Regions from separate parts of the Homo sapiens genome. Here region 2 is linked to region 1. A link is a loop called in an ENCODE intact Hi-C map of the cell type or tissue named here. Cell type or tissue: A673. All regions are shown on one strand. Each heading gives the region's core, and the rest is flanking DNA. Links, peaks and the distances in the headings are about the cores only.

The links. Hi-C counts contacts between places; a loop is a spot of excess contacts. Peaks named below come from ENCODE experiments on the same cell type or tissue, not always from the same donor. Only the 100,000 strongest peaks of a DNase experiment are listed, where the experiment ranks them.
Region 2: it touches region 1 in a loop (3-fold over the local background); 1 of 110 quality-filtered maps calls a loop at or near these places.

The regions. Positions count from the first base shown.
Region 1 is chr5:154,257,952-154,263,334 of GRCh38, forward strand. All of the region lies in intron 1 of GALNT10 (polypeptide N-acetylgalactosaminyltransferase 10), which reads left to right. Among named protein-coding and RNA genes, the nearest start is that of GALNT10, 70 kb to the left of the region's middle. In A673, for the core only: no CTCF peak of the experiment used is centred there; a DNase peak (open chromatin) is centred at 2,590; H3K27me3 peaks cover 879 bases.
Region 2 is chr5:154,075,348-154,080,730 of GRCh38, forward strand. No RefSeq gene overlaps it. Among named protein-coding and RNA genes, the nearest start is that of MFAP3, 39 kb to the left of the region's middle. In A673, for the core only: no CTCF peak of the experiment used is centred there; a DNase peak (open chromatin) is centred at 3,144.

The sequences.
Region 1 (5,383 bases), core at 70-5,069:
GCCTTTTTGCATCATGCTTCTAGAAGTTAAGGTATATGTCAGCAGGTACAAAAATCTACAGAATAAATACGGCATTTCTTTTCAGGAGAAGAAGGAAGAAAGGAGTTAGGAAGGACTGTAATTTTTATATAAAAATAAACATGAGTATGTTATGAAATAGAGTGCAAAATTCTTAGGGATTTTTGAGATGAAGCCTGAATTGATTCAGGCTACTATCAATATGCCACCTTTCCCTCCTCTCCCATACCTTTCTCTATGTCCATGAGCCTTTAGAGAAAAGTAGACCCAGAATGTACTGAGAGCCTGTGTCTCCAAACTACAGTGCTTTTTTTCTTATTCAGTGTCTATTGTCTTGAGCAGTTCTCCATCACTGCTTATTCCTTACATTATGCTAGGGAATAATTGGGCATTGCCGGGGAAACCAGATAGTCAAACTTTTTTAAATGAATAACATTAAAATCCACACACATATACCTAAATCAGTAGACTTGGCAAGACAAGAGTTCTGTCCTTTTTCTATAAAATAAGTTCAAGGCTGTGTGACTTGTCTAGTGAGGACTCACACTGGGAAGAGATTGGTGAAGTCTTTGGGATTCTGATCACAGATAAATGGAGTATCCACTGGCCTGGTCACTGATTCTAGCCTGTGACCCTTGTCACTTACACGGATGTGGGCTTTCTATGCTTCTTGACACTAGTGCAGAATGATCAGCCTGTTCATCACTGTAAATGATTCTTATTTCCTGCTCTTTGGACTTTTCCTCCAGGCAGGTGCAGGGTATTATGGCCTGGCTATTCATGACTATTTGAAACTCATGGCTTTGATCATGAGGTTGAATTGCTTTTGGTCCCCACTGAGGCCTGCCTTTGCCATATTTAAAGGCCAATCCAAACAAAAGTCCAATTGTGTTTCTCATGAATGGTGATTAAAGTGTTTTTAGTTACAGAAACTTTTTTAAAAAAAAACTCTTAATTTGAAATAATTTTAGATTTACAAAAAAAGTTGCAAAAATAATTCTTTGTACCCTTTACCCAGCTTCCCCTAATGTTAACATCCTACATAAGCATAGTTTAATTATCTAGACTATGAAATTATTGAAACAATATTATTAACTTATATACCGATTTTATTTGAATATCAGCAGTTTTTCCCATTGATGCCTTTTTTATTTCTTTTTCTTAAAACACATTCAACCCATTACATTTAGTTCTGGGATCTCTTTAGTTTCCTTCAACCTGTGACATCTCCTCAGTCTTTTGTTTTTCATGACGTTGGCACTTTGGAAAACAGTAGCCAATTATTTTGCAGAATATCCCCCAGTTTGGCTTTGTCTGATGTTCTCTCATGATTAATTTGACACATTTAGGCAAGAATAACACAGAAGTGAGATGTTTACCTTCTCCTTGCATCATATCAGGGCATAGTCCTGACATCTTATTATGGGTGATATAACTTTGATCACTTAGTTAAGGTGATGTCTGCCAGCGTAAAGTTACCATTTTCCTCTTTGCAATTAATAGGTATCTTTTTTGGAGGTGCTTTGAGATTATATGAAAATCCAGTTGCAGGAACTATTTCTTCAAATGATATTTTATGTGAAAGTGTAGCAAAGAAAACAGGTAGAAGTGAGTTATGTTGATTGAAATGGACATGAGACAGGGCAGCAGCCCAGCAGCCTCTCCCACCTCCTCCCCTAAAACAACCACTGAGTCACTTCTGTTGAGCCCCTAAGTCTCTGTGGAATGCTGGTTGAAAATCATGGCTCTAGGTGTTGGTTTTGGCTTTTGGTTGTTACAATTCTTACATATGTTATAAGCCCCTGCACTCAAAATGTTCTACAAAATTGTTTTCTTCCAAATTGAAATTAGCAAAGTTAGTTCTAACCAACAACATGAAGTATAACTGATACCAATCAGCAAACATGTATTTAGCACCTTTTGTATACCAGTCACTGTGCTAAATCTAGGGAATATAAAATTCATAAAACACAGTCTCTTCCCAGCAATCCTACATCTTTTCTTTCAGAACAGTGAGGACTTTATAATCTAGACCCAAGGAAGAAATATGAAGGGAGAAAACAAACAAACAAACAAATTGGCTTTTTGGAGGGAAATACACTTGTGGATGTTTTGTTTGTTTTTTGTTTGTGTGCAGGGGCCACTTTGGCCTAAATGGCTGTCATGTCATAGTCAAAGTACTATTTCTCCTCTGAGAAGCATATATTCTTTAGCAGAAAATAAAAGAGAGAGACAGTTCTAACCACCTCCCCCCAACCCTCCCAAAAAAACCCACCCTTAGGTGCCTTTGATTCTCTTTCCCATATTTGAAAGGATCCAAATCCTTGTCCTTCATGGATGAGGTGTTTTAGCTGTCCATAATTACATTATTATTCCAGACACTGTCGGAATGCTTCTTGCTGAGGAGGGAGGATTAGGCCAAGAAGGCTGGAGCAAGCGTGCAGCCAGTCATCTGCCCCGTGCCTGGCAAAGGAGATTATGACTCTGGAACTGAGGTTTCTGGCTGAGCCTTTGTTACTTAATTAGTCTCCTGTCTCTTTTCCCTTTATGACAGTGGCAGAATCCAGGATGCACCCCTTTTTAAATGAATGCAAATGTTTCTAACAAAGTTTTATAATCATTCATTTTAAACAAATCAGAAAATATTCAAAACCACTCTAGTTGCAGGGAATTCAGAGACAGGAAATAACTTTTAAAAGCATATGTTTCTCAAGGGAGTAAAGTAGCAAATACCATCCCTTTAAATTCTGTTTAACATGAAGCCTTTGTTGACTGCTCGTGATGGTTCTGCATAATGTAATGCTCTTTTAAGTGAATACTATTTAGCTTCTTCACGTGAGTCAATGCAGCCTCATGGATGTGTACATTTAGATGCTGATCACAACCAGAAGTCCATGTATAAAATGGTTACAATTTAATTAACTGGTAATAGATCTAATGCAGTGTCACGTTAAAGGGAATGTATAAATACTGCTTTATGAACCAGCCTCTGCAGAAAGTGTAGACACCGGCCATTCTGTCTCCACTTGCTTGGGATGAGTTATGGGATAGCCCTATTAACTGCAAAGGAGTGTGAAATTGGGCTGGGGCGGGGGTGGGGACACCCATTGTTAAACAGCTGTGTCCAGCCAATCAACCTTGAAGAGTCTGACTTCACAGGTCAATAAAGATTTCTGACACTGTTAATTTCATTTTAGGAGACACCATTGAAATTCATCAATCATGCCTTGTCTTTGCTTTTGATGGAGAAAGGAAGAGAGAAAGTTCTGATGGCTCATAAGTAGGTTTAAGCTAAAAGAAAAAAAAACAGCATTAGTTCAACCTATTCACCTTACAGGTGGAGAAACGGAGCTCCAGAGCAGGGAGGGACCCAGGCTGTCCACACTGTCCAGCAACACCACATACTACTGGTGAGGTCAAAGACCTCGGGGGTGTTACTCAAACCCTAAGATCCCTTGAGTCTTATCTGGACTTGTTGCTTTAGGAGATGAGCCCCTTGGACACTAAAGTGCATTCATTCCACAGTTCTGTGTTTAGCACCAAACAAGGGAAAATGTGTTCCATTGCTTTTCTTCCACCAGCTAAGCAGGCCCTAGGTGAGAGTTTTATTCCTACTACCGGAGGTATATATCTCCTGCTGCCTTGGTAGAATGGAAGGAAGGAACCAGAGGTCTCATACCTTCTGTGAATGACACCTGAGGCAAATCCCTAGCCAAGGTTAGGGCCCCACACATGGACTCCCTGTATTTCCCTTAGGAAAGTGGTGCTTACCTGTTATTGTTACTTATTGTCTTCCCTGCCCAGTTGAAAGCTCACAGCAAAAATGCAAAATCCGTACCTATTTAGCTTACGATTGTGCCATCAGGGTCTAGCATAGCACCTGGCACTTGGTGGATGCTTTATGATTATTGCCCCAGAATGAATGAATTAACCTCAGATCTGTGAGCCTTCCTCTGCAAAATGGGAATGATAACATCTATCTGCCCTATTTGGGGATGAAGGAGATAGCATGTATGGAAGAGTCGTGGGATACTCCATAAAAGAGAAGAGATAGTTCATGTGGGTTACTGGTAGTATTACCTTGTAGGCTTTAGCTGTATTGCATTTAGCTCTTCCTAAATTTTCCTTTGACAAGGAATACATTTGAGTTATTTTCGGTAACATTAACTGACAGTATCCTGCCTAGAATGGGAGACCCCTAACATTTAAAGAAATCTCATGTGCATTCCTTTCTCCCGCATTGTAGATTAGGGAGGGGCCCAGACAGGTTGATTTACCTGCCTGGCATCAATGCAGGGAATTTGGCTAAGCCAGAGCTAGGTCACGGGACCCCTCCTTCTGTCCCTCTCAGCTCAGTGCTTCAAATCTTCATTTCTGTTGGAGAAGCTGTAGAGTATTTAATTAGCTACAGTCTGAAATGTGATATATGTCAGCGCTCATTACTGCAGTGGGGCTGGTAGGTATTATTCTCCAGTGCTACACCCCATTGTAGTTCAGTGACCCCAATTAACTCCATCACTCAAGACAGCCCAGCCAGGCAGGCATCACCAAGGGCCACTTGAAGCAGGTACTCAGATTCCCTAGAGTCCATCAGAAACGCTCTTCTCCACCTCAGTCTGACCTGCTGTCCTTCCCCTGAGCCTCCCTGTTGATGCTGAACAGAAGCTTTAAGAGGTTGAGAAGCATTTACCAGGTAAGAGCCACTAGGTCATTGTGCTCAGCACTAAGCTGGGCTCCATTTTATCTCCCTGGAGGCTGCACCCTCAAGACCCTCAAGTTGTCAGTGCAATGGGCAAGAGAAGGGTGCTTTAGGATCCTATCAGAATCAGGAATAAATCCCTCTTCTGAACTAGACCCCATTTTTATTCTTTTAATGTTAACATCAGGAAAGGCAAAAGAAGACTGGTGAATTGGTCCAGATTAAAGAAAATGAAAGACACATGGTAACTAGATATAATGCAGAATCCCTGATTGGATCTTGGTTTGAGAAAAAAAAAGCTATAAAAGCAATTTAGAGACAGACAATAACAAGTGTTGGCAAGGACGTGGAGAAATTGGAACCCTCAGACATTGCTGGTGGTTCTATAAGTGATGTAGCCACTTTGGAAAACAGTCTGGCAATTCCTTAAAAGGTTAAACACACAGTGACCATATGACCCAGCAGTCCCACTCCTAGGTATATACCCAAGAGAAATGGAAACAGATGGCCACAGAAAAACTTGTACATGAGTGTTTATAGCAGCATTATTTATAGTAGACAAAAGGTGGGAACAACTGAAATGTCTACTTATGAGTGGATTTATAAAATATGTGTATATATACCGACTGTGGAATATTATTCAGCTGTAAAAAGGAATGAAGTACT
Region 2 (5,383 bases), core at 176-5,175, 180 kb before region 1:
ATGCCAGGCTAATTAATAAATGAGACTTGGACCGAGGCAATCAGCTCCCTTCCCCATCCTCCACGTCAGAGCCTGCTGAATGAGCCAGGAGGATGACGAAATCAGACTTCTCAGAAAATGGCAGCAGGATGTGGTAAACCCGCTTTGAATCTTAGGGTCATGCAGACCTGGTGTGCATTCCAGCTTTACTACTTCTTTTGTTGTTGTTGTATTTTTTTTTTTTTTTTTTTTTTGAGAGGGAGTCTCACTCTGTCACCCAGGCTGGAGTGCAGTGGCGTGATCTCGGCTCACTGCAACCTCCGCCTCCCAGGTCCAAGCAATTCTCCTGCCTCAGCCTCCTGAGTAGCTGGGATTACAGGCACATGCCACCACGCCCAGCTAATTTTTGTATTTTTAGTAGAGACAGGGTTTCACCATATTGGTCAGGCTGGTCTTGAACTCCTGACCTCAGGTGAACTACTTGCCTCAGCCTCCCAAAGTGCTGGGATTACAGGCGTGAGCCACCGCGCCCAGCCCAGCTTTACTACTACTGAACTGCATAAGTGGGCAAGTGATTTATCTCCTCTACACTGCTGGTTTTTCCTCCAAAAGATGAAGATAATATTTCCCCTGAAAGGAGGTTGTTGTGAAGATTAAATTAGATAATACTTAAAGCACCCAGCCTAGTTACTGTCGACATAGAGGTCCATTAAATATTAGTCTACCCCTGTGTCCCCATTAAAGATGAAAAAACCAAAGCACCAAGAGGCTAAATGTCTTAGCCCCTGTGACCCAGTGTGTTCCCCTAGACTTTGTAGTCAGTCCTCAGGCCATCTCCAGATGAGATTTTATCCTTGCTGCAGTTAGTAGTCTAGGACCTAAACTTTTCTCAGTTCTCTCTTAGCTAATTTCTGATCTTCTCCCTCCTGGGATCCTGAGAGAGAGAGAGCTACTGGAAGCCTTTATGCAGCCTCCCTCCTTTCTTGCTTAAAAGGATAAATGAGGGAAGGAGAGGCTAAAAGCTCCCTTGGTCATCAAGAGAATTAAGGCGAGGAGAAGGGGTAATGTGGAGGGCAGAGATCAGTGGCTCAGGTCACGCCTGCTCTCCAGTCAAGAGCCTCTTAGCTCTAAGCCACCCACTTAGGTACAGCAAGATTCACTTAGTGGCACAGTCTAGAGTCACATGTGGTATTAGAGCTGAAAAAGACCATAGAGATTATTACATTTTCAGCCAAGCTTTATATGTGGTAGATGAGGCATCATAGGGAGATTAACTTGCTCAGAGACTCTCATTAACAGAGCTGGCCTCAGCACCCCAGGGTCCTGGCTCCCTGTCCTCTTTGCCTTGTACCACTCTGACTCCCATGACCTTGCTAGTTCTCTGCAGAGCCATTGGCCCTGGAACTTGGCATAGTCAACGCTACGGTGGTGAACTTTACCCTCCCACTGCCATCTTCTCCCCAGTACTCTTGCTCTGCTGTGTACCACTTAGGCTTCTGGCTACCCACGACCCCACACTAAGGTGCCTTCTCTAGGCAAAAACCCAGGTCCCAAAGCTTCCCCTATGCCCATTTCTCTATCAAAACTCACCTTTCCAACATCCTAAACAACTGTAAGATTCAAAAGAAAGTCTGCTATGTAATAAACTCCCCCATGTTCATGACTGATAGTGGACTCAAATGGTTCTATGGTGGTTTCTTTTTAAAACTGATCTCCTAGAGAAATGAACCTTTACTCGAAGGTTAAGGCACTTAAGGTAGAATTCTGGGAATTCTGAAGCAGAAAATCCTCCCAGCACACCTCCAAGAGTACAGTTGAGACAACCACCACCATTGCCACCATGTGATACTAGTCCTGGGTTAGAGGTATGTGTGTTTTCAAGCACTATCTTGATAATGATCTGGTCTCTTTTATGTATCTGAGAAATGCCCTTCTTCTTATCATACCAAATCTAAAGGCATTCATCTCCATTTCCTTGGAGCTCTCTTTTAATCCATCTCTCCTTTCCACCCAGTGCCTGCAGTCAAGAGAGTGCAGGAAAGGCGAGGAGGGTCCCAGCTGCCCTGTTACTGCTTCTTATAGCAACTCCCGAGGCAATTACATTCACCCCTTTCTAAAATTCTCAAGCACCAAGTTTCAAATGCCTCATTCCCACAGGACTTTACCTCTTTCTTACAATGCTGTCTAGGTAAATGGTAATAATGAAAATGATGGTGGTGCCAGATGTAATGGGTTTCTTCTCCACGTTATGATTCATGGTGGTCTGAGGGATAGAAAGAGCCCATTTGGATAAGCACAGTAGTCAAGAACTGAAGTTTATGCCTGCTGTCTTGACATAATTATTAATAGTGCCTTTCACTCTCAAAAGTGTCCTGGTTTGGGTGACAAACTATTTGGTCATCCTATTAGGAGCACAGGCTTTGAAGTGGATTTGACCTGGGTTCAAACCCCAGCCTGTTTCTTACTAGCTGAATGACTTTGAACAAGTTACTTAAGGTCTATGAGCCACAGTTGCCAAATCTACTGATAGAGAATACTATTAGCACTGAGTTCACAGGGTCATTTGGAAGGACTGGCCTTGCACATTGCCAAGCACATGGTAAGATTGCAACGTGAGTCACCTCCAATTCTAAAGTTACAGAGCATACATTGTACAACTTCATTTGTGGACTCACCTAGGCAGGAAAGTAGACTCTTGAGGATGTTTTGCATTGGAAAAACCTGGACTTGTAACCAGACAGACTAGCATTCAAATCCCAGCTGCACCACTCACTAGTTCTATGACCCTGGGAATTTAAATGACCTTTCTGAGCTTCACCTTGTTCATCTGTGCAATGGGGATTAAAATCTCAGAGTTGTTGTGAAGGGAAAATAAGATAAAGGTATTAGAAAGCACTCCATATGAACTCAATAAATGCTGCCTCTTATCATTACATTTGCCCAGGTACACATCCAGGGTTCACTGGTAAGGGAAGAAGCAGATCTAGCCCTGTGCTCTTTCAGTTATATCTTATGGTCTCTGGGGACTGCATTCTTCTTCCTCCATTGATCAAAATGTTGTCCTAAGCCATCGGCATTATTTCCCACTCTAAATCCTTCTCAAGCTCTCCCCCTCTTTATCATGGAAATTAGAAACAAGAAAAGGAAGCATCATGATGACATGCAGCTGGCCCCAGGGTTTTTGGATTAGAACCAAATTTCATGTTTGTGGAACTGATGTCAATTTGCTGGCTATGTGACATTGGGCAAATTACTCCACCCCACTGAGCTGCAATTTCCTCCTGTGTAAAAAGAAAATAATACCCTTTGCAGGGTGAGCAGCAAACCCAAGTCATTCTAATTCCCAAGCCCATGCTTTTAACCTTTATTCTGCTTCAAGTTCAAGAGCTGTTTAGTCTCATGGCCATTTGGGCAGCAGTTAAGATGATAGCAGGTAGTGAGACCAAAGTTTCTGGACTAGAACCTACGTTTCAGGTGCATGGGATTGAATTCAAAAGATTGGGATTTGGGCTAAGGTATGAAGTATGACGCTACCTCATTCGAAAATAGTGTACAAAGCATCTGGCCTGTTTTTTGTTTTACATAACTATATCCCTGTAGCATAAACCATGGCCCACCAGCCAAAACCATCCTGCCACCTATTCTGGTAGCGTTTTACTGGAGCAGAGCTATGCCCATTAATATATGTATGCAATATGTCTGCTTCCTTGGAACTATGGAAGATTGAATTGTTGCAACAGAAACTGTATGGACTGCAAAGGGTAAAATAATGTGCTATCTGACCCTCTACAGAAAAAGGTTGCAACCCTGCTCTAGGGCATAATACCACTTTAAGTTTTAATAATGATAATTACAAGAATACGTGGTGCTGAGTGCTTACTCTATGCTGAGTGCCGTTCTATGGCTTTATATGTATATCTTATTTGTACTTGCAATAAATCCATGATATACACAATTATTCCTATTTTATGAGTAAGGAAACAGACAGAAAGAGGTTAAATAACTTGCTGGAGATCCAGTGGCTGGTAAATGGCACAGTTGGGATTCTAACCCAAGTAGTGTCAAGTATTACATTTCCTTGGAAGTTTGCAAACACATTTTCTTTCCTGATCAACTTGACCACTCATGATATGAGAGACAATTTTAGATGGTTCATAAACACCTTATTAAGAAACATCCTCTCCTATGGTGAGAAAGCCATTCCCTTTCAAGTTCACTTTAACATGACAAATCTCCCTTTTAACAGAGAGAGTGAACAGTCTTTTCACACACAGCAGTACCTTGCTAAAATTTAACTTCTAAATTAAACTTTTAAACTTAAATTTTAAATTATATTTAAAATTTAATATATTTAAAATGTATTGCTTCATTTCATAGCATGTATTTTTTGTGGTCACCTTTTATTTGTGGAAAACAATCCTTGTTTTCTCTTCACAGCAATTTCCTTTCAAAAGAAATTTATTTAAGGATAAAAAAATACAGTCGATTCAGATATTAAGACCATGTTAATAATGGTGCCGAGGGTGTGTAAATATGACACAAATCATGACCGTGGTACAGAAATGAATGACAGAGACCAGGCGCAGTGGCTCATGCCTGTAATCCCAGCACTTTGGGAGGCTGAGGCAGGAGGATCACTTGAGGTCAGGAGCCCAAAACCAGCCTGGCCAACATGGTGAAACCCCATCTCTATTAACAATACAAAAATTAGCTGAGTGTGGTGGCGCACACTTGTAATCCCAGCTACTCAGGAGGCTGAAGCAAGAGAATTGCTTGAACTCAGGAGGCAGAGGTTGCAGTGAGCTGAGATCGTGCCACTGCACTATAACCTGGGCAACAGAGCAAGACTCCATTTCAAAAAAAGAAAAAAAAAAAAAAGAAATGAATGACAGAGATAGGAAGCCCTGCCCAGAGCACTGGCCCAGGAGTAAGGTGTCGTAGCCCTCAGCCCAGCCAGCAGCAGTTTGGTATATGGCTGTGGACAGATTGTCCCCTCCCTGAGCTCAGATTCTCTATCTATTGAGTAAGGAGTTTAAATTAAATTATCTCTAACATTCTGTGGCATCCTAGTTTCTTCTTCTTGGCCTGGAATTTACTATACTTTAACTCGAGCCAATATTAAATGAGACGTGTTAGAGATCCACCCTTTCAAGCCCCGTAAAGACAAAGGACTCCACTGCACCCACTATGTCTTTTCCTCTTTGAGTGAGTCTATTAATTCCTATCTAGATTCCTGCCGAAAAAGGTGAGGAGATAAATGCATGTAGTGCAGGATTCAATTTGTGCTTCTTGCCTAGAAATTAAACAGGTCTGGGTTGGTCCAAGGTGTTTACAGGAGAAAGATAAGTTCTTTGACATGTCCTCATTCACAGCGATTCCACCTGGGCCCAGCAGGCCTTCTGAT